Regions from separate parts of the Homo sapiens genome. Here region 1 is linked to region 2. A link is a loop called in an ENCODE intact Hi-C map of the cell type or tissue named here. Cell type or tissue: right lobe of liver. All regions are shown on one strand. Each heading gives the region's core, and the rest is flanking DNA. Links, peaks and the distances in the headings are about the cores only.

Region 1 (10,859 bases), core at 919-8,918, 180 kb after region 2:
CACCCATCACATCACATCACTAAAGCTACTGTAAATAATTAAAGTAGCTTTAGTTATTTAAAGCTACTTTGATAACTTTAAATTTTCAAAGAAATGAGGTCGATGCTTCAGATGTCAGAACATTTTTCTGTAAAATTGTAGCTTTTGTTAAATCTGTCAGAAGACCTGGCGGCCCTGGGTCTGTGCCGCAGCATGGAGTAAGGGGTTGCTAGTGAACAGAGAGCATTTGGATGGGGCATGTGTCTTTTCATGTGCCACACTCCCCCTACCCAGTTGGTTCTCAGACCAAGGGTGAGGGGTTGTTAATTATTGGACGTACACTTTTCTTTTTTCCAAAATAGAGTGAAATGTCTCCAAATGCCTATCTTTATTTAAAACGGAAAAAAAGAAAGCAGACAGACAATTTGTTTTTTTTTTTTTTCAGGGTAAAGGTAAAGTAATACGTATTGAGCAAGAACTAATTGCCAGTCATTGGGCTAACAGCTTTACAGGCACGACTAGCCACTTCCCATTTTACAGATGGAGAAGCACAATGAGTGTGTCTTGGGAAACTCCTCAAGCTCTTAGGGGAAGCTTCGTGAGTGGGCACTCAAACTCCAACTCTTCCCACTGAACCTGAAGTTTCCTTGACCTTGATTTCCTTCCTGGATGTCTGGATTTCATGATATGGGTTTCGAGATGAGGGGAAGGAGAAGGAAGGTAATGCTCTAGAATGTGGGACTTTACCAAAAAAAAGTAAAGCCCGCTTCCCAGGACCCATGTGTCTGCCTTAGGAATTAAACCCACCCGTTCCAGGGTAAAGGGGCTATAAGTATTTGAAGCAGGGAGGCACACACTGCTGTTGAGTGTGATGGGTGGGCCAATCTCATGTCAGGGGCCTCAGGATAATAGAAAGCCACAACCTGGAAGGTCATGGGCAAGTCCATTTTCACAGCCTTCTTCCAGTACAGAGCTCTGAACTACCAACAGACGAGAGTTTCGAGCAGCTAGAGTCTGGTGCATGGTCTGGGGGCAGCTTCCTACCTAAATGCCTTCTGTCTTAACTGCCTTTGCATGTGACTGCTGTCCAGGGGTTTATAGCTTTATGATTCAGAATCTGGCTGAGGGTTCCTGGGTTCAAATCCCTGCTCTGCACTTACCAGCCACATGAACCTTGTGTCTGCTTTTTGCTTAGTCATTTCCACCTGATAGGAGATCAGATGAAGTAATGAGCATGCATGAAGCATTTAGCACCAGCGTGGCACATGGTAAACACTTTATACACATTAGCTCTGCTAAGAGGCCTGCCCTTTTCCAGATGAGTCTGCACACTTTCTGCAGGAGCCACTGCTTTTCTACCCCTCCCTGCCCACTGGCTCCTTTGGCCAGCATATTGAAACCACCGCATAAACAGGGGCATCCATGTGCAGGGCTACTGCTTTGGGGTTCACCACCCTTTTCAGCCTTGCTAATGGTCATGAATTTTCAGATGCTAATTTGCTTGCATTAAGCCTCACCTGGACTTCAGCAGGGGCATCCGTATGCAGGACTAGTGGTTTGGGGTTCACCAGCCTCCTCAGCCTTCTTGTTGGTCGTGAATTTTCCGATGCCAATTTGCTTGCATCAGGCCCCGCCTGGACCAGGGTGCAGGGTGTGGCCACACTGCGCATTCCAACTCTGTCCACTAGATGGCGGTCAGATTTCATCAAGGGGTACCAGGCCCAGGACTGGAAAAAAAGGTGTGGCCTCCGCCCAGACCCTGGGACCAGGTGGACGCCTCCTGGGGTGCTTCTTAGCAACTGCAGCTTATCACTGACGGCCAGAAATGAGACCTCAGGATGGATCCTTCAAGTGGAGGAAAGGAAAGGAGAGACAGAAATGCAGATGGGGTGGGAAGTGGGGTAAAAGTGGCAGCAATGGGCATGGCTCAGGGATCCCAAGGTCTCCATCTAGCCTCTGTTTCCTGTCTGCAGCCTAGAGGCACAGGGATGTGGATTGATGGGGACCCGAGGCAGCCTGTCCCCTGCCAGGAGACAGGCCCTGTCACCTCTGCCTGGGTTTCACATCTGCCCGTCCCCTGTGCTGGTCCAGGCTCTGGTCACTCTCTGTCAAATTGTCTCTGCTGATTTTATTGCCTTCTCTCCAGTTTCTCTGCCCACCTCTGCCTTGCAGCCCATCTTCCCTGAGCCTTTCTGCTCCTCCGTCAATCACTGTCAGAGCCCTCCAAGACCACCTGCTTTTCCCTGGCCTTCCCTGTTCACTGCACTCAGTGCTTCCTCAGGCACACCCCACCCCATGCCTTTGCTTCTGCAGTTTCTTATTCCTCACCTCTGCATGTTCAAATCTTATTCTCCACCCCAACCTGTAAGTGATTGCTTCCTCCTCTGAAACCTCATTGCATTGCTTCTATGGTGCTGGGCCCTTTCATGTATTCTTTCATTCTAATGTTTGCTGAGCACCTACTATGTGCGGCAAGATGCCAGGGATACAATGGTGAATGAAGTCAACATCTCAACTCTCCTTGAGCTTCTATTCCAGCTGGCAAGATGGGGCTAAAGGTAAACAGTGTAAGGAAAACAATCACAGCCTACCACGAGGGCAGTGTGGGGAACCCATGGGTGCTGTGGTCGTGTGTTGTGGGGTGCCAGCTGGCGAGGCTTCTCTGAGCAAGGTGATGTTTCAGCTAAGCCTCAAGACTGAGAAAGAGCCAGGTTGGCAAGGGGCTAGTGGGGTGGGAGTGGGCTGCCCTGGCAGAGGGGATGGCGTGAGGAGGACCCTAAGGCGGGAAGAGACTGGGCTGGTGGAGAAGCTGAGAGAAGGCTTGTATTAGTCCGTTTTCATGCCTCTGATAAAGACATACCTGAGACTGGGTAACTTCTAAAGAAAAAGAGGTTTAATGGACTCACAGTTCCACGTGGCTGGGAAGGCCTCACAATTAAGGCAAAAGGCACATCTTACATGGCGGCAGACAAGAGAGAATGAGAGCCAAGCGAGAGAGGAAACTCCTTATAAAACCTTCAGATCTTGTGAGACTTATTCACTACCACGAGAACAGTATGGGGGAAACTGACCCCATGATTCAGTTATTTTCCACCAGGTCCCTCCCACAACAGATGGTAATTATGGGAGCTACAATTCAAGATAAGATTTGGGTGGGGACACAGCCAAACCATATCAAGGCTGAAGGCAGCATCTGAGCTGAGAGGGATGCCAGAGGGCCAGGTAGGGAAGCTGTTGAAGGGGGGTAATGAAGACTCAAGCTTTTTAAAGAGCATTTTTTTCCCTCCGCTGATCTGTATACAGTGTCCTGAGTGGAAGGGGAGGAAAAGAAACCATAGTCCAGAAAGAGATGCTGGTAGCTTGGGTGGGGACGCAGAGAAATGGGTGGATTTGGGCATTCTGGAGACCGGTGAGCAGGCTCTCTCCACCATACAGGGATAGGGCACACTGTCAAGGTAAACTCCAGTGGCTTAGGGTGGGGTGGAGGACAGCTGCCTCCAGAGCACAGAGAGGGAGGGGTCCTGAGGCCATGTGCAGTCTGGGAGGTAAAGTGTGATGTGTTTGACAGCCCTAGTGCAGCACAGCACAGGAGGGGTAGTGTGAGATTGGCAGTTGGATCTGACATTCGATGAATGGCCTCCCAACTCCTCGAGGGCAGGAACCGTGCTTGATTCACTGTTGTGTCTCTTAAAAAGCTTTTCCTGGGCTATGGGGAAGTGGCCTCTCTGACAAGCATAGGGATTTGATATTGTTGGAGAAATGGGTGCCAATGGGTCTGGATGGGCTTCTCTTGCCACATGCCACCTGCTGTCTTGGGAGCACCTAGGGATGCCTCCAGTGGCTGCAGAGTGAGGGTGAGGGCGGGTCATTGCTTTTCTCCCCCGCCCTCCATTGCTGTGCCTAGGGGACTCCAAGCCCGCTTGGTCCTCTCAGATGTTGCCTAGGCAGTGAGCTCAGGATCTCCCTCACTCCCCTTTAGGGTCCACTGGTTACACCTTGGCCTTTGAAAAGTGGAATGCTCCTGATTTCAAGTCATATGGTATAGAAGCCTACTTCCTCTCAGAAGGGGAAAGCGGTGCCTCGCGTGCCGCCTAGAAATACCTCTTTAATGTCTAAATCACCATGTTGGAACTTCACTCCTAACAGAGACTGTGCCAGCTGCACCTAAAAAACCCACCATATTATCCCTTATTATTCATTTACAGTGTAAATTTTACACATTGATAGACATAAGATTGGCAAAGCAAACTGGGGAAGAGTGGGAGGGAGAATGCGTGGCTTTGTGTCTGAGATCTGTGGGAAGAAGGGGGAAATGCTGAGAAGGGACAAGGGGAGGGATGCTGGGGCTGGAAGCAAGTGTCCTGCACTGCACAGTCTTGCCCTGAGCTTGTGCCTGCCTGGGAACTTGAATCCTCCTTCCTCAGTAAAGGAGCCGGGGGCACCTGCCATTTTTTCCACTAGAGGGCGCCAGCACCCTGCAATGCAGCCTGGAGGTTTGGGACCTGGCTGGGAAGACAGCTGAGAATGGAAGAGGTTTGGGGCGTCTCAGGGCCTCAGAAGCACCGTGTACCTGGAATCCCTTGCCTTGCATCCCCTGAGCTCCCTGCTCCCCTCTGCTGCTCCAATGGGGCTGCATTTCCTTGGGTATCTCCCAATCCATCTCTGGCCCCATGTTCGCCAGCATGAGCCCTTGGTTGTGGGAGCTCCAGCTAGACGTGGGGACTTCAGGAAGCTGTGATGAGCACCAGAGGGACTCCTGAGCTGCTATGTGCAGCTAGGTCTGCCTGCCCTGGAGCCTCCGGTTCCTATGGCCTCCTCCCTGGAGGGAGAGTTTGCTAGGAGAAGAGAGCTTGTCTTTGCGTATTTTGTTTATTCTCTATTTCCTTAGGGCCTCACTGGACCCTGCACTGAGTAGGTACTCCTCAAATCCACTGCACCTGTGTGCATGCTGGGCATTGGCCCTGGCAGCTGCTATGCAGTGTGGGAGTAGAGCCCCGGGAACAGTGAGTGGGTGAGAAGGCTCAGCTGGTGTGCAAAATGGGATCAGAGCAGAGCTGGGAGGCTGGGGATGCTGGGTGTGGAGGGAGGAGAGGAAGAGGAAGGAGAGGGCAATGAGCTGGTCTTGGAAGCTTGGGGAAGCATTCAGACAGGCACAGAGGAGCCACATTAAACAAGGGTTTGGCCCAGTAGCCACCTGGGCTGCCAGTGTTCTAGAACTAGGAAACCAACCCAGGAAGCTGGCTCTGCTCCTGGCCCCCAAAGCCCTTTCCTCTAGGCTGTTCTAGGCCAAGGAACGGAGGGGAAATGTTTTCCTTATTCCATTCTGGCCTTTAGCTGTGGTATCGCCTGCCAAGCTCTCTGGAGGATCCAGGGGGACCGGCCATCAGATCCCCCCAAACAGCTGTGCTCTTCTGTCCAGACACTGTTCAGCCACAGCCTTGGGCTGGGCCTTTCCTCTGTGTCCTGGGCCGAGGACCCAGAGCTGCTGGGGGCCTGTGTGCCCCACAGGATCCATGAAGGTCTCCACAGCTGCAGGTGCAGGTGTCATAATCTGCATAAGTTGCAGTTCATGTGATTGTCACCGCCAGAATCTCTGAATATTGCTCACCTGGGTATGGAGCTGCCCGAAGTTCTTGTGTGGGTTTTCAGCCATACTTACATGGGTTATAGGCATGCTGGACCATTGGTAAAATCACATTGGCAGGCTGTGTTTTCTTCTCCCAGCTGTTAAAGCTGCAATTCTGGCAGTCAGAAGACGTCGCTTACTTGGTGGTTTCTAGCAGCCAATTCCCCTGTCTGAAAAGGATCCCTCATGGGGTTTGTTGTGTTATGGGCTTGTCTGAAATGTTAACCTATTTGTTCTTAAATGTCATCGGTGAGTGATTTTTATCACAATGAGAGTCTCATTGATGAAAGTCGTTGAGAGCCCGAGGACTTTGTGCAGAGTCTCTGTGGACCACGAGGGAATCTAGCAGAGAGGGGAGGTGGGTGGGTTGGATGTGGTGGTGCCTTTCAAGCTGAGGCCATGGGAGCTGCTTCGGGCTGGCCATTTGGGCAGTTCCCTTCAGTACAGGCCTCACCCCCAAGCAATGTTGTGTTACAAAGGCAGGTTCACCTGAAACTGGGAGGCAATGGGCAATGGTCAGATTTCCATCCATTTCCTGTCACAGCATGGCCATCAGGAAGAGTGACTTAAGAGGCTCAGAGAGGTTGAGATTCTTGCTCAGGACCACACAGCAAAGCAGAGACAGAGTAATGCTGAGAAGGCAGATTTCTGCATCGTATCTTTTGGACTTCTTTCAGCAAAGTGGGACCCTGAAAAGCCAGGGATGCAGAGTTCATTCATTTGGTTGGTCAAATAGTACTTACTGAGTGCTTACGGCATGCTAGGTGCCGAGGACAGCTCAGTCTAATGGGGGATGCCCCTGCAGAGTGTCAGGATGATCCTGGGGAGACGCCCACTTCAGCCGAGTTGGGTATCAAGCAAGCTTCTTGGAAGAAGCAAAAAATACCTGCGCCCTGTTGGAGGATAATCAATTAATTTGATGCTCCTTTGAGACTGTCCCAAGAGAAACAGAGAGTAAACACTCATAAACAAATAGCAGAAATAATGAACAGGGATGGAGTTCTTGCTAGACACTACTCCCTGCAGGCAGGAGCCCCTACCCGTGGGGACACTGAGGCTCAGGGAAGCCAGGAATGGTTGGGAGGGCCCCAGCCGGTCAGTGGTGGAGCTGGGAGTCCCCTCGGTAGAGTTTTTTTTTTTTTTTTAAACTTCTGTTCATCATGGAAAATTCCAAACATGTACAAAAGTGGAGAGAACAACAAAGTACCATGATCCCAACATCCATCTTCAACATTTGCCAACTTAGGGCCAATTTCATTCTGTCCATACCCTCTCCACTCTCCCACTACTGGAGTATTTCATAGTAAATCTCTGACATCATCTCATTTCATCCGTAAGTATTTCAGCAGGCAGCTCTAAAGGATAATGACTCTTTAAAAAAAAAACCTAGTCACAATCTCATTATCACACCTAAACACATCAACAGTAATTCCAGTCAGTGTTCAATGATCAATTGCCTCAATTTTCTTTTCTTTTCTTTTTTTTTTTTTACCAGTTGGTTTGTTCAACTCAGGATCCAAATAAAATCCACACATTGCATGCAATTTCATTTGAACTGTAGTTTTTCTCTCTCTTTCTTTCCTTACAATGTAATTGTTTACACAATGTGGTCATCTCTTCTATGGTTTCCATACCTCACATTTGCTGTTTGTATCCCTGGGGCCCTGTTTAGCATGTTCCTCTGTCCCCCGTATTTCCTGTAACCTAGAACTTGAATCGGGAGGCTTGAGCAGATTCAGGTTTGAGTTTTTGTAGTGCCAGTGTGTTGAAGCACAGATCACAGGCAGCCTGCTGAGCTCTGTGTGTGTGTGTGTGTGTGTGCCAGTGTGCCTGTGTGTGTGTGCACACATGTGTATGTGCCTTTGGGCTTTTCTCTTCTCCCTTGGCCACTTCTCAGAAACCACTGCTTTCCACTCTCTGGTAGTCACAGGCTCCTCTTAAGGTTACAAAACTGCTTCAAGGCTGCTTGTCAAAGAGCAGGCAAGGAGCAAAGAGCAAGTATTTCTCCTTGTCAAAGCTTCAAAGAAGCCTTCAGCACAGACAGAATTTCTTTTAATGTCTGCACTTCAGTTTCCTCCTGCTGCCTCCTTCTGTTGCCCATATTTTGACTTTGGGTCTTTTCTGTCAGGATCTTTAACAGGTCTGAGGATCCAGCATTCTCCTCCCTCTCCCTTCTGTTTTTCAGCCCCGATTTATGAATGACTTACCACATATCAGCTCTGCTCCAGTGAAGTTAGACATAAACTTGAGCTTCTACCCTGAAGGTCCTATGGTCTGAGGTGGGCAGGTCAAATGAAACTACATGCGATGTGTGTATTTTATTTGGATCCTGAGTTGAACAAACCAACTGGTAAAAAAAAAAAAAAGTTGAGGCAATTGATCATTGAACACTGACTGGAATTACTGTTGATGTGTTTAGGTGTGATAATGGGATTGTGATTATGTTTTTTTTTTAAAGAGTCATTATCCTTTAGAGCTGCCTGCTGAGATACTTATGGATGAAATGAGATGATGTCAGAGATTTACTATGAAATACTCCAGTGGTGGGAGAGTGGAGAGGGTATGGACAGAATGAAATTGGACCTAAGTTGCCACAGAAATGGCAACAACAACCGTTCACCCACCTGCCAACCAGAGGTCCCCAGGGGTGCTCTGAAAACAGAGGAAGGCGATCTGGGGGAGGACCTGGGAGGACAGGTCAGCTTCTGCCTCTCTGGCTGGGTGGAAGCCCCCGTCCAAGTCAGAGACTGAGTCTGGAGGAGTTGGCTGCAAAGTGGAGAAAGAGGCCATGTGCCCCACTACTCAGATACCTGCTCTGGCACCGGAAATGTTTGCCCTGAGCCATCCGTCACTGTGCAGGTGCTTAGTGAGCACTTCGTCTGTGCTGGGGGAAGAAGGGGCTTGTCTCATGCTCTCAAAGTATGTATGGTGTCCAGGCAACTGGGTGGCGATCTTTACCCCTCTCCTTTACCCTTCACATCCATCCAGGGCCTATCATGTCCCTTCAACCTCCAGAACAGATTCCAAGTCTATCCCTTCTCTCCACCTCCCCCAGCCCAGCGTGGCCCCCATCATCCTCCAAGTGTCCTGTCTCACTCCTGCTTCCTCTCTTCCTCACTCGAATCCATTCCTCACAGTCCAACCAGAACCCTGTTTTTGAAACATTAATCTCATTACACCCATCCCCTGCCAAAAATCTTATAGTAGGTTGAATAGGGATTCCCCGCCCCCACAAATTCATGTCTTCCCAGAACATCAGAATGTGACCTTATTTGGAAATAAGAGTCCTTGTAGTTGTAAGTAAGTTGAAGTCATCCTGGATGAGGGTGGGCTTTAAATCCAATGACGGATGTTCTTATAAGATGAGGAGAGGACACACAAAGACAGGCAGAGATTGGAGTGATGCATTAGTCCAACTGCATGACTGTAAAGGAATACCTGAAACTGAGGAATTGATGGAGAAAGGAGGTTTAATTGACTCACTGTTCTGCAGGGGGGACAGGAACCTGAGTGCTGGCATCTGCTTCTGGTGAGGGGCCTCAGGAAGCTTCCAGTCATGGCAGAATGTGAAGCGGGAGCAGGCAGGTCACCTGGTGAGAGTGAGGGCAAGAGAGAGAGAGAGAGAATTGGGGAGGTCCCAGACTCTTTTAAACAACCAAATCCTGCATGAACTCACTGAGCAAGAGCTCACTCCTCACCAAGGGGATGTTACTAAACCATTCATGAGGCATCCACCCTCCTGATCCAATCACTTCCCACCAGGCCCCACCTCCACCATTAGGAATCACATTTCAGCATGTGATTTGGAGGGGACAGACCTCCAAACCATATCGTGCTGCTATAAGCCAAAGAGTGCCAGGGACTGTGGGCAGCTGCTGGAAGTTAGGAAGAAGCACGAGGGAATTTTTCCCTGGAGCTTTCAGAGGGGGCACAGCCCTGCCGACACCTTGATTTCAGACTGTCACCCTCCGGGACTGTGGGAGAATACATTTCTGTTGTCTTAAGCCTCAGTTTGTGCTACTTTGTTATGGCAGCCCTAGGAATCTAATAAAACCCTTAATAAATAGCATTCAACATTGAAACATTGTACCTAGAATGAAATCCCAAACCATTCACATGACCTGCCAGGCCTGGCATGTGCCGGTCCTTCTCCCCTGCTGCCTGTGCCTGTGCCCTGTCCACACCTCACGTTTCATCTGTCCTCCTGATCACTCAACATGCCAGTTCCCCAGAGAGACCTTGCCTGGCCTTTCCTTCTCTGACCCTGCTGTAATCAAAACCAGATCTGCCTGTGCTTCTCTGTCACATCTATCTGGTTTTAACTTCCTCATAGCACTTACTCCAAGTAGTAATTTTGAATAAATTGTGAGGCATGCTTCCTTACCAGATTGTGGTCTCTTTGTGGGCGCATGTATCTGTCTTGTCTGTCCTGTATCCCCAGCCCTTAATTCCACATCTGGCACATAGTAGGTGTTTAATAAATACCTGCTGAATAAATATACCCAACATACACATAAATGAAAATACCTCACGGGAAGAGGCTGTAGAGAGGGTCAAATGCGGGGTTGGCGGAGAAGAGGGGGGAGATCAGAAATGACTCCGTCCATGTCTCCAGGGGTCAGACATATTGATGAGGGAGGGCCATGGATCTCATTGTAAACTTGGGGGCACCGGGTGCTCATCACTGTGTGCCAGACGACTCTGCCAGCGGACAGAAGTGGCTCTGCTTGCTGACGAGGAGGCCCTGAGTTTGAGCAGGAAAGGCTGTTCAGCTCCCTGTGCTGTGATTTATGGCTCCCAGACAGAAGGCAGGTGGTCACAATTTATAAGGGCCACAGACCCTTTGGGCCACAACGGTGGTGAATGACATCACCCAAGAAAGGGAATTTACTGCACAGGCATGATGCCAGGTGTCAGGGTGAGTGAGAAAGGCCTGCAGAGCATCTGCTCCAACTCCAAGTTTATAGACGGGTCCACCGAGGCCTTCAGAGGCACGTGACTTGCCCAGAGCCCACCGTGGGTGTGCCCCTGTGGCATCGCAGGCCTGGATCCACGTCTCCTTGTGCTGTTCCTGCTTCCCTTGAGCCTTTCCTTTCAGAAAAAGAGCAAAAACCAAGCCAAGAACCTCCCCTTACGCTCTCTGGGAGGCTGACATTTAAGTAAGTTCATCTGGCTCAGCTTTTACTTAAAGCTCACAGAGGTGACTGTTCTACTTTATAGAAAAGTTAAACTTTAAAAAACTTTCTAGCTTCTT
Region 2 (10,859 bases), core at 1,030-9,029:
CTACAGAAAAGTTTCCTCATCCTAAAATTATCCCCTGCACTTCACCTAGTCAACGCTCTCTGCTCCTCAAACTCTTGGAAAACACTGATCTGTTTTCTGTCTCTAAAATTTTGTCTTTTCTAGAATGTATATTTCCTTAATTTCTGGGAAGACAAGAAAGTCTCATTTTGCATATCTCCTGCCCCAGTGCTAGATGCAGTCAATTCTCCAAGAAGCCATGACTTCTTTTGTTGGAGAAAGGTATTAGAAAGTAAGCAGATAACGAGGTCAAGAGATCGAGACCATCCTGGCCAACATGGTGAAACCCCATCTCCACTAAAAGTACAAAAATTAGCTGGGCGTGGTGGCGCATGCCTGTAGTTCCAGCTACTGGGGAACCTAAGGCAGAAGAGTCGCTTGAACCCAGGAGGCGGAGGTTGCAGTAAGCGGAGATCACACCACTGCACTCCAGCCTGGGCAACAGGGCCAGAGTCTATCTCAAAAAAAAAAAAAAAAAAAAGAAAAAAAAAAGAAAAGAAAAAAGAAAGAAAGAAAGAAATGATGCTAGATATGCCCACTGCTGCTTGCGTGTTGTTGCTTCTGGGGTGCCATGTAAATAGAATCATACAGTACACAGCCTTTTCTGACTGGTTTCTCTAACTTAGTAATAATGCATGTAAGACTTATCCATGTTGTTGCACACACAGTATTTTTATTTTTATGCCAAAACATGTATACATTGTTCTCAAAATATTATTTTCTTGACAACATCTGGTTAAGCAGAATGTTTAATAAATGTCAGTAGGAGCCAGTGAAGAAGTGGGAAAAATTAGGTTTAGAAAATCGGACAGAGAGGCAGGACATGATGGTAACATTTATTACGTGTTAAAATAGCATTTCTGCGACATATTACAGAAAATTTAACAAAATTGCATGAAGCGCGCTTTGGGGGTTTCCAACACGAAATGCCTATACATTCCTGAAATCATATAGAGATATGCTTCTCCTCAAGCAAAGTTCTATTTTAAAAAATCTTGATTTGAAAACAAATTAATTAGGAGGATGTTTGTTTATATGTTTTTCATTAGAATTGTTCATTTTCCAGGCAGATTCTCAGAGTATTCCTATTAAAATATCCAGATTACTTTGGAATTCTAATCTGTTCTATTTATTTAAAAACTCAGTTTACAAATATAAGAGCACAATTACTATTGAAAATGAAGTGTAGTAAGTGGCACAAAGTTCTGATGTTTGGCTGTCTAAACCCAACATGAATTTCAGAAATCATCAACCAAATCAAAGACCCTGCAGCAGCAGTCCCACTGCAACCTTCCCTGCCCGAGGAGAAGGGCAATGAAAAGATCGTGGCCATGGTGAGGGTGTGTTGGGATGAATCTCTGGAGAAAAGACCCAGTTTCTCTTCCATCAAGAAAACTTTACGAGAGGCCAGTCCCAGAGGGTGAGTTAGATGTGCAACAGATATTTGCTCTCACTCAGTTAACCATTAGGATTTTAGAGCTGCTGGGCATGGTGGCTCATGCATGTAATCCCAGTGATTTAGGAGGCTAAGGCAGGAGGATCCCTTGAGGCCGGGAGTTCAAGACCAGCCTGGGCAACATGGTGAGTTTCTGTATCTATAAAAAATAAAATAAAATAAAAAATTAGCCAGGCGTGGTGGTGTGAGCCTGTAGTTTGAGTTTCTTAGGGGGGCTGAGAATTGCTTGAGCCCTGGAGGTCAAGGCTGCAGTGAGCTATGATTGTGCCACTGCACTCCAGCCTGGGTGACAGAACGAGACCCTGTTTCTAAAAAACAAAACAAAACAAAATTAAATCTATATGGCCGTGATTGGTTCTATGTGACTCATTCCCTTCCTCCCTCCTCCCTTCCTCCATTCCTCCCTTCCTCCCTTCCTTCCTTCCTTTCTTCCTTCCTCATACACTCACTCAGTGCTTACCATACACAAAACACTGTACTACATGCTGGTTACAGTGGAGTGAGAAATTTTTCCTTTATTTCATAAATGCCACAAAAATGGATCAGATATTAATAATTCTACTGCCTTCTTTGTCTATCTCAGGTGTCACTAATCAATTAAGGCCCTTGTTTCCAGGGAGTTTTGACATGGCTTCAGAGTCTTTTTCAAATCAGCATTCCAAGGGTTAGGCTAATCAATTTGGACTGGACTGTGGGATAAAAATTACTCACCACCCATAGAGTAGGTTATGACTTAAATTACGCATTCCTCTCCAACAACTTTCTCAATAGTAGCTTCCTTTACACCAGATAATTGTATCATCTTTTAGTACATGAATTTAGGAAGACATGCCCATGTTAGAGGTAGCTTGAGTTGGTAGAAAGAGCCCCAGGCTAGGAATCAGGTGTCTACTCTTAATTTGGACCTTCAGCTATGCATTATTTAAAAAAACAAAACAAAACATTTTTTGGAGTCAGGGTCTGGCTCTGTTGCACAGGCTGGAGTGCAGTGGCATGATCTTGGCTCACTGCAATTTCTGCCTCCCGGCTTCAAGTGATTCTCATGCTTCAGCCTCCTGAGCAGCTAGGACTGCAGGTGTGTGCCACCATGCCTGGCTAATTTTTGTATTTTTAGTAGAGACAGGGTTTCGCTATGCTGGCCAGGCTGGTCTCAGACTCCTGACCTCAGGTGATCTGCCTGCCTTGGGCTCCCAAAGTGCTGGGATTACAGGCAAGAGCCACCGTATCTGGCCTCAGCTATGCATTCTTAACACAATAGCCCTGGGTTCTGCATTTCCAAGCTCGTAATAGTTTTTAAATTTTAAAAATCATTTTTAAATGATTTTTAAAATTAACAAATGAGGCTGGGTGTGGTGGCTCAAGCCTATAATCCCAGCACTTTGGGACGCCGTGGCAGGTGGATCACCTGAGATCAGGAGATTGAGACCAGGCTGACCAACATGGTGAAACCCCATCTCTACTAAAAATACAAAAATTAGCTGGGCGTGATGGCACACACTTATAACCCCAGCTACTCAGGAGGCTGAGACAGGAGAATCGCTTGAACCTGGGTGGTGGAGGTTGCTGTGAGCTGAGATTGCAGCACTGTACTCCAGCCTGGGTGACAGAGCAAGACGCCATCTCAAAAATGTAAAATAAAATAAAATTAAAATTAAAATTAACAAGTGAAACATTGTTTATATTTATGGTATACCATGTGATGTTTCGGAATACGTATACTGTGTAGAATGATTAAATCAAGGTAATTAACCTAAAGATACCTCTTAAGTAAGCTTAAGATACATCCCCATATTTTTTACTTAGAAAATATGGACCTCAATGTTATGACAAATCTATTTTCCTATGTGAGTCTAGGTCTCCTCATCTGAAGATGAGGAATTTAAATGAGTTCTCTGAAGACGCTTCGAAAACAAAGGACTAATAGAATCTAGAAGTGCCCTTACATTAGACCGTCTGAAAAGAAAGGAATGACCCATCCTGAAATCTGCATTCTCAATGTCTGTTGGGAGGTGGGGAATGGGCCATTGAAGGCCACCATTTGTTGAGTGCCTGTGGCCCTGGACGTGACCCTAGACACTTTATGCATGTTATCTCCCTACATCCTCAGAACAACAACGTGATCGTATGTACATGAGGTACGCGTGATTATCTTCATTTTCCAAATGAGTAAAGTGAGGCTCAGAGAAATGAAGGAGGCAGCTTAGAGGGCTGATGAAAGGCAGGCTCTGTCCTGTCACGCGGCTGCAATGCCATTGTCACTTCCCCGATGTCCGTTGGCAACCCTTAACTAGGACACCTGAAAGGCAAGCAATATTTTCCTGGAATGTGTAGCTGGAAGCTCTGTTCCACTGAGGCCCTAAGGGTCTTGGGAGAAAACATCAATGTCTGGTTTCTTTTAAAGTCATGTGAGCATACTGGCCAGTGTGATGAGCAAGCTGGAAGTGTATGCCAATTACCTGGAGGAAGTGGTGCAAGAGAGGACCAGCCAGCTGACTGCAGAGAAGAGGAAGGTGGAGAAGCTTCTGTCCACCAAAGTGCCCAGGTATTCGGAAGCACTGGGGCCTTGAAGCTGCGGCATCACCATCTAGCAGCCCCACATAGGGGGGATTATTTCCATGATTATTTTTCTAAGAGAATGTCAGGTTCTTCTAAAAGGGGTCAGGCATTTTTTTTTGTGCAGTTTGGTACACCTGTAAAGGGAGATAGAGGCAAACTCTCCTGAATCCATAGAAATAGAGGCTGTAGTCGGTCTTTTACGTGGAGGGTGGTGGATGCAGCAACAGGAGAGTAGCCACTAGATGGCGCCCTCGTTTCACGAGTCCGACTAATTGCTACCTCCCCTGTATTTGATTGTAGGTCCAAAACCTCCACACAGTTTAATATGTACCTGTGGCTTCACATTCAAATATTGCTTCATTTTTGGTTCTGTTTCTATATGTTCACTCTCTCAACACTTGGCAGAAGTATTTGCTGTTAAAATTCCCGTGCGCTTCTTGCATGTCTAGACCAAAGAAGTGGGGGCAGGGATTTTTAATGAGATTGGTTGACTGAAATGAAATTGATTTGTGGATTGGTGAATGATTATATTCCCTTCCACAACTGCAGAGTCTTTACACCCTAACTCTATAACCAATATACATAAAGAAAATCCTTTTTGTAAAGGCATTATGTGACCCTCTCTCCTACTCCCCCACAATTTATACACGTCAATTAAAATATCTCTTTAGAGAGAATGCAACTGGAGAAGTGGATGTTAAAAGAATTCCTCTAGAAAATGAATTTTGTTAACCAAAAGCTTAGCCATTGAAGCAAAAGGACCAATGAGGACAACTTTGCAGGAGTCTGTAGGAGATGAGATGAATAAGATCCCATTCAAAAATGATCCGTTTCTCTGGTTTCAGCTTCACTGGAGAACAACTACTAGCCGGAAGGTCCGTGGAACCAGAACATTTCGAATCTGTGACAATCTTTTTATCTGATATTGTTGGATTCACAAAGCTGTGTTCTCTCAGCTCCCCTTTGCAAGTCGTCAAGCTCCTCAATGACGTGTACAGTTTATTCGATCACATCATCACAACTTATGATGTTTATAAGGTGAGATGCCTCATCCTGACTGTGCGATCACGTGTGCTCCTTGCAGGCTGTCTCCGGGGCATGATGGAGAATGGAACTGATTCCAGACATCAGCCAGGAGGAAGCTCCATTTCAGTCTATGTCACTTCACGGCAGAAACTCAATATTTTATTTCTGTTTGTTTTCTTGGAAAAGGTCTTGATTAGTCACAGATGTATGTGCTTGTCAAAACTCACCAGTTTCCTCTGTTTCCTTCCATTATTTTATCTCACAGTAAACACTTTTTAAAAAGAGGCATTGACCTTCCACTGGCTAATTCCTTCCCGTCTTTCCTAAATACATTTCCTTCAGAGGCAGAGAGGCTCCTGTTTACTGTCCTTCAAAGGTTGTCCTTGGATCTTGTGTGGGTCTCACCTCTGTTGTCCTGATCCTTAGCAATTAAGAGTGAAGAAAGATTCCCACTTTTAGACTATCAGACTTGTGACTAAAAGCGGGGCAGCAACAATTCCCTGCCGGGTGCTACTGTGGGAGATAGAAGGACACGGTCACCTGGAGTGAAAACCATTTTTGATGGGGAAAACAGAAATGTTTTGGCTCTTCATGACTGCCGGGTGGTGGTGGTGATGAGGGCTGCTTTCTGTGTGTTCTGACTCTTTAGAAGGGGTCAGCCCATGACTCTAGGGACAGTACCGTGTGCCTGTGCTCATACATGCCTGGTGGGCAGCCACAAGTGCACCAGCACTGACCACAATCCCAGGGCCCTGTCTCTGCCTGTGGACCTGGGGATAGCGAGATTTGGGGGACAGTGTGGTCATATGGTCACATATCTCAGTGACACAGTGACACGTCTTCAATGTTTATCTCCCAGTGTTCCCCACAAATGATGCCTCTGTTCAAGGGTGAAAGAAAGGATGGTATAGATAACCTTTAAGAGTAGATCACACACACCCAACAAAATCAGAACCTGCCCTGCTTAGGAGGATATCTTCTGGGATTTTCCTCTTAGTATTACCTTCTCAGTTGTGTTTTGCTTGAGCTCATATTAAAACTTAGTTTGTATTTCTAAAGGACGTTACCACGGTGGGGAGAGGAAACCCGGAAGCAGGTGAGGCTTGTCGAATAGTTGACTTTGCGTAATTTCAGGGTCACCAGGACAGAGGTGTTCTTACTGTCTGGCTAATGCCTGAAATTCAGCCTTTACCACATCATCTTTGGATTCTGCTAAAATGCAAATGTATCTGGAAAGGGCTGTAACTTTAAGCTTCTACTTGTCATTTATTTCTCTATTGTGAATGACAGATCTGAAAGCTGATTTTATTAGGAGGATGGAGGGGGAAGAGGACAGACAGGCAGATACATACATTATATATATATAATGTGTATATATATATAATATTGGGTGAGATGGTCTCTGCTTGACGGATCCACCTCACCCTTCAAGGTTGACTCTAGGAGCATACTGCTCCCTGTCTCACTGGTTCTGAATTTGGGCTGGGGAAATATAGTCACCGCTACTATTGGATTTCAGAGGAGGAAACAGTGACTGTGGGGAGGGAGGCTCAGGGAAGGAGGGTGAGGGGGGCTTTGTGGAAGAGCCATGACAAGGGCAGGAACTGAAGAAATGCTGGAACTTGCATGGGGTGGAGGTCAGGGAGTGTGACGCGTCCAAACATGGGGCCTCAAGGTTGGGGACAAATGAGGGGCCTTAATCTCTGACCCCACCCCAACCCTTGGCCTCCCTCATGGAAAACAAAGGTCACTCTGTCACTTTGTTTTCAGGTTGAGACCATTGGAGATGCATACATGGTGGCTAGTGGACTCCCTACCACAATGGAAGCCAGCATGTGGCTGAGATTGCCACCATGTCCCTGCACTTCCTCAGTGCCACCATCTGCTTCCAAATTGGGCACATGCCCCAGGAGAAGCTCCAGCTTCGTATTGGCCTCTACACAGGTAGACAAAACTGATGGCCTGATGGTCCAGGGATGGCAGCAGGTAGTTCCGGGTTCCACTCCTAGGTCCAGGGCTTTTAGGAACCTGGACATTGAACAGTAACATCTTTAGGGGAAATAAAAGTTTGAATTGTCTCTGCATGTGTATTTCTATTTAGCTAGGTTGCTTGGTAACAACAAGGACACACAATGGCTTCAATGTATTCAACCAAAAGTAAGGACTGGGCACAGTGGCTCACGCCTGTAATCCTAGCAATTTGGGAGGCCGAGATGGGTGGATTGCCTGAGCTCAGGAGTTTGAGACCAACCTGGGCAACATGGTGAAACCCTGTCTGTACTAAAATACAGAAAACCAGCTGGGTGTGGTGGCAGGCACCTATAATCTCAGCTACTCAGGAGGCTGAGGCGTGAGAATTGCTTGAACCTGAAAGGCAGAGGTTGCAGTGAGCTGACATCGTGCCACTGCCTCCAGCCTGGGCAACAAAGCAAAACTCTTTCAAAAAAAAAAAAAAAAAAAGGAAGAGACCAAAACCCAGGATGGGTTCTACAGGGCTAATTTTCTTCCATGCCTTAGCATCAAATGCCCTTTGATATGCTCTGTGTTTGCTAACTCATGGGCATGTGATCTGTGCAGAAGTGATGCATGCTTGGTTTCACGCTCTTTCTGTCACTGTCTGGAAATTCTTAATCATTTTTGCACAGAGTGTCCTGTGTTTTCACTCTGCACTTGTTCCAGCAAATTTTGTAGCCAGTTATGCTACCTATCTTCCAAGGCTCAACAAAGATAAAACCCGATCCTCAGTCAGAATGAATTGCTCCCATGTTTGTACCACTATTGGCATTGTTCACAGCTCTAGTTCGTGAGTGACATGGTCATTTAATGATGATGTCGCTTTCCAGCAGGTGTTTGTGGGTTCTGTCGGTTTCCTTTCTGTAAACCCTAAAACCTATTGCCAATTTGCCCCAAGAGGGTGCATCACTACATTTGTTCATCTGATGCGTATCGTCGAGTCCAGCCTCGGGCAATGCAGAGCGGTTATGGCCTTTGGTTCTTCATTCTTTAGGTCCTGTGGTGGCTGGTGTGCTGGGGATTACCATGTCCAGATACTGTCTATTTGGAGACACTGTCAACATGGCATCCAGAATGGAGAGCAGCAGTTCACGTGGGTATCACTGACAACACTTTGTAAACACAATATTGTTATCTCCCTCCAGGCCCCTAGCTTTAACCAGGGGATACTTTTAGAAGATGCATTTGCTTTTTGCCTACTGTTTTCCATCTGGAGGTTAAGATCATTATCCACTTCAGGCAACACTGATCACATGCTTTATAGACAGGGTTTTGCACTCTGCTCTTGTTAGAACCATGCAAATACACGCAGCCTCCTTTTTTCTATGACTTTCAGTCCTAAGCAATCACAGGCACATATAATCACTTAAATGAAGAGCAGGAGTTGGAAAGCTTTTTCTTTTTTTTGAGATGGAGTCTCACTGTGTCACCCAGGCTGGAGTGCAGTGGTGTGATCTTAGGTCATTGTGACCTCTGCCTCCTGGGTTCAAGCGATTCTCCTGCCTCAGCCTTCTGAGTAGCTGGGATTACAGGCATGCGCCACCACGCCCGGCTAATGTGTGTGTGTGTGTGTGTGTGTGTGTGTGTGTGTGTGTGTGTGTGTGTGTGTTTAGTAGAGACTGGGTTTCACCATGTTGGTCAGGCTGGTCTTGAACTCCTGACCTCAAGCGATCCACCCACTTCGGCCTCCCAAAGTGCTGGGATTAGCTGGCATGAAGCACTGTGCCTGGCCCGGAAAACCTTTTCTATACAGGGCCAGACAGTAAATATTTCAGGCTTCAGGGGCCATAGAATCTTTGTTGCAACTACTTAAGTGCTGTTGTAGCTCAAAAGCAGCAATAGACAATATGTCAATCAACAGGCATGGCCATGTTCCAATAAAGCTTTATTTGCAAACACAAGTAGTGGACTGGATTTGGCCCATAGGTGATAATCTGCCCTTCTCCGAGGTAGAGTATATTCTTGGTGGTACAGAAGAAATCTATAGCCAGGACCTCCAGGGAATATTACATTCTTTTGCTTTATAGTAATTTTATTGCATTACCATTCCCAGGCACTCGTATGCCATTTGTCAGATGAGACATGTAAAAAAGAATTACTCAGTGATGTCAGTTTCAAAAAGGCTTAGATGATTAACATTGTTTTATATTGTAAATTTTCCACATTATATAAAAACACATTCATTGTTTAAGTTAACCGAGTCTCAAACAAGAATTTTTTTTTTTTTTGAGATGGAGTTTTGCTCTTGTTGCCCAGGCTGGAGTGCAATGGCATGCTCTCGGCTCACTGCAACCTCCGCCTCCCGGGTTCAGCCTCCCCAGTAGCTGGGGTTACAGGCATCTGCCACCACGCCTGGATAATTTTTGTATTTTTAGTAGAGACGGGGTTTCACCATGTTGGCCAGGCTAGTCCCGAACTCCTGACATCACATGATCCACCCGCCTTGGCCTCCCAAAGTGCTCAGATTACAGGCGTGAGCTACCATGCCCAGCATTCAAACAAGAATTTTAAACCTCTCTCTTATCTTGTAAGTAAAGGTTTTTAGGATAAACTTTGAAGCTAGAGCTGCTTATAAAGGATCTAGACCTGATTCTAATTGCATTTCTGGTTACAAACAACATTTTCAGTAAAATGTCCCAGCTGAGGAGCCCAGTGAACTGCCCTCCATGGGGATTACCTTGTATGCTGAATCAGTTCTGCCTTCTGTTTCCAAACTGAATGCACTAAGGTTTTGAGCAGGACTCAACAATGATTGAGCAATGTCAGAATGGTTGAGAATCCCAACCTAAGAGTCCCAGACTTCAGAGAAGTCGTCTGTGATTTGCTTAATGAAAAGTCCTGGTGATCAGAGAATTCAAGCAGTGTAGGTTCCCTCTCCAAAGCAGCCCCTACCCCACTGACACTCCACTGATAAGTTGATAACTAAGCAGTGACTGGTTTATGGCAGCTCTCCGGATTCATGTCTCTCAGAGCACTGCAAGCACCCTGGTGGCATTGGGAGGGTACGATTTGCTAAAGAGAGGCACCATTCCAGTCAAGGTAAGACCAGGCCAACCATGCCCTGCCTGCCCTGTTTGGGTCTCTGATAGAGACATCGAGGAACTTAGCGGGATGGATGCATCTCCATGGAGTGATGCAGGGAGACCTCTAAGGTTCCCCTGGAGGCACTCATGACTGCCAGATCTTCTTCCTTCAGAGGAGAAGAAGTTCCCTCAAATGATCAAACGTGGAATCTTCAACAGAGAACACCTTAACTCCCAGCTAAACCAACCCCTTAGGGAATGCTTTCTTTTTTTCTTTTCTCTCTCTCGTTTTTTTTTTTTTGGCTACAAATGGTCCCCTAGCTTCCTCTTGAACACCCCAGTCCAGAAAAAGAAGTAGAAGGGAAGGCAGTGGCATCAACTCCCCAGTTTTGCTTAGCCTGGCCTTAGCATTCTGTATTCAATCAACTGACTTCAGTAAGAGGAAGACTTTTCTAGAAGGCGGCATTTAGCCATAGCTTGGAACCCATTCCTGCTACTGACCAGCTGTCTGAGTTTGAGGGCTTGTTTTTGTCATCTGCAAAATGGGGGTGGTGATAATACCGTCCTTGAAGGGTGGATGTGAGGAGTAAATGTGGACATGGATGTGAGGCGCTTCACTGGGTGTCCCACTCATACTAAGAGTGCAGTAGATTTTATTATTATTTTTAAAAGATTTTCTTTGCAACAAGCTTTAGTCTCCGTGGACTGTCACCCCCTAGGACATTGCTGCCTGGCCATGCAGGCTTATCAGCAAAGCCCAAGAAAAT

What was found. Hi-C counts contacts between places; a loop is a spot of excess contacts. Peaks named below come from ENCODE experiments on the same cell type or tissue, not always from the same donor. Only the 100,000 strongest peaks of a DNase experiment are listed, where the experiment ranks them.
Region 1: it touches region 2 in a loop (2.9-fold over the local background); 34 of 110 quality-filtered maps call a loop at or near these places.

The regions. Positions count from the first base shown.
Region 1 is chr10:112,131,155-112,142,013 of GRCh38, reverse strand. No RefSeq gene overlaps it. Among named protein-coding and RNA genes, the nearest start is that of GPAM, 47 kb to the left of the region's middle. RefSeq lists an enhancer at 1,484-1,983. In right lobe of liver, for the core only: CTCF peaks have their summits at 1,663 (motif pointing right) and 4,431 (motif pointing right); DNase peaks (open chromatin) are centred at 1,213, 1,653 and 4,433; H3K27ac peaks cover 1,409 bases.
Region 2 is chr10:112,308,458-112,319,316 of GRCh38, reverse strand. It overlaps the pseudogene GUCY2GP. Among named protein-coding and RNA genes, the nearest start is that of MIR6715B, 14 kb to the right of the region's middle. RefSeq lists a silencer at 4,251-4,360. In right lobe of liver, for the core only: a CTCF peak has its summit at 4,262 (motif pointing right); DNase peaks (open chromatin) are centred at 4,266, 6,166, 7,636 and 8,606; H3K27ac peaks cover 3,646 bases.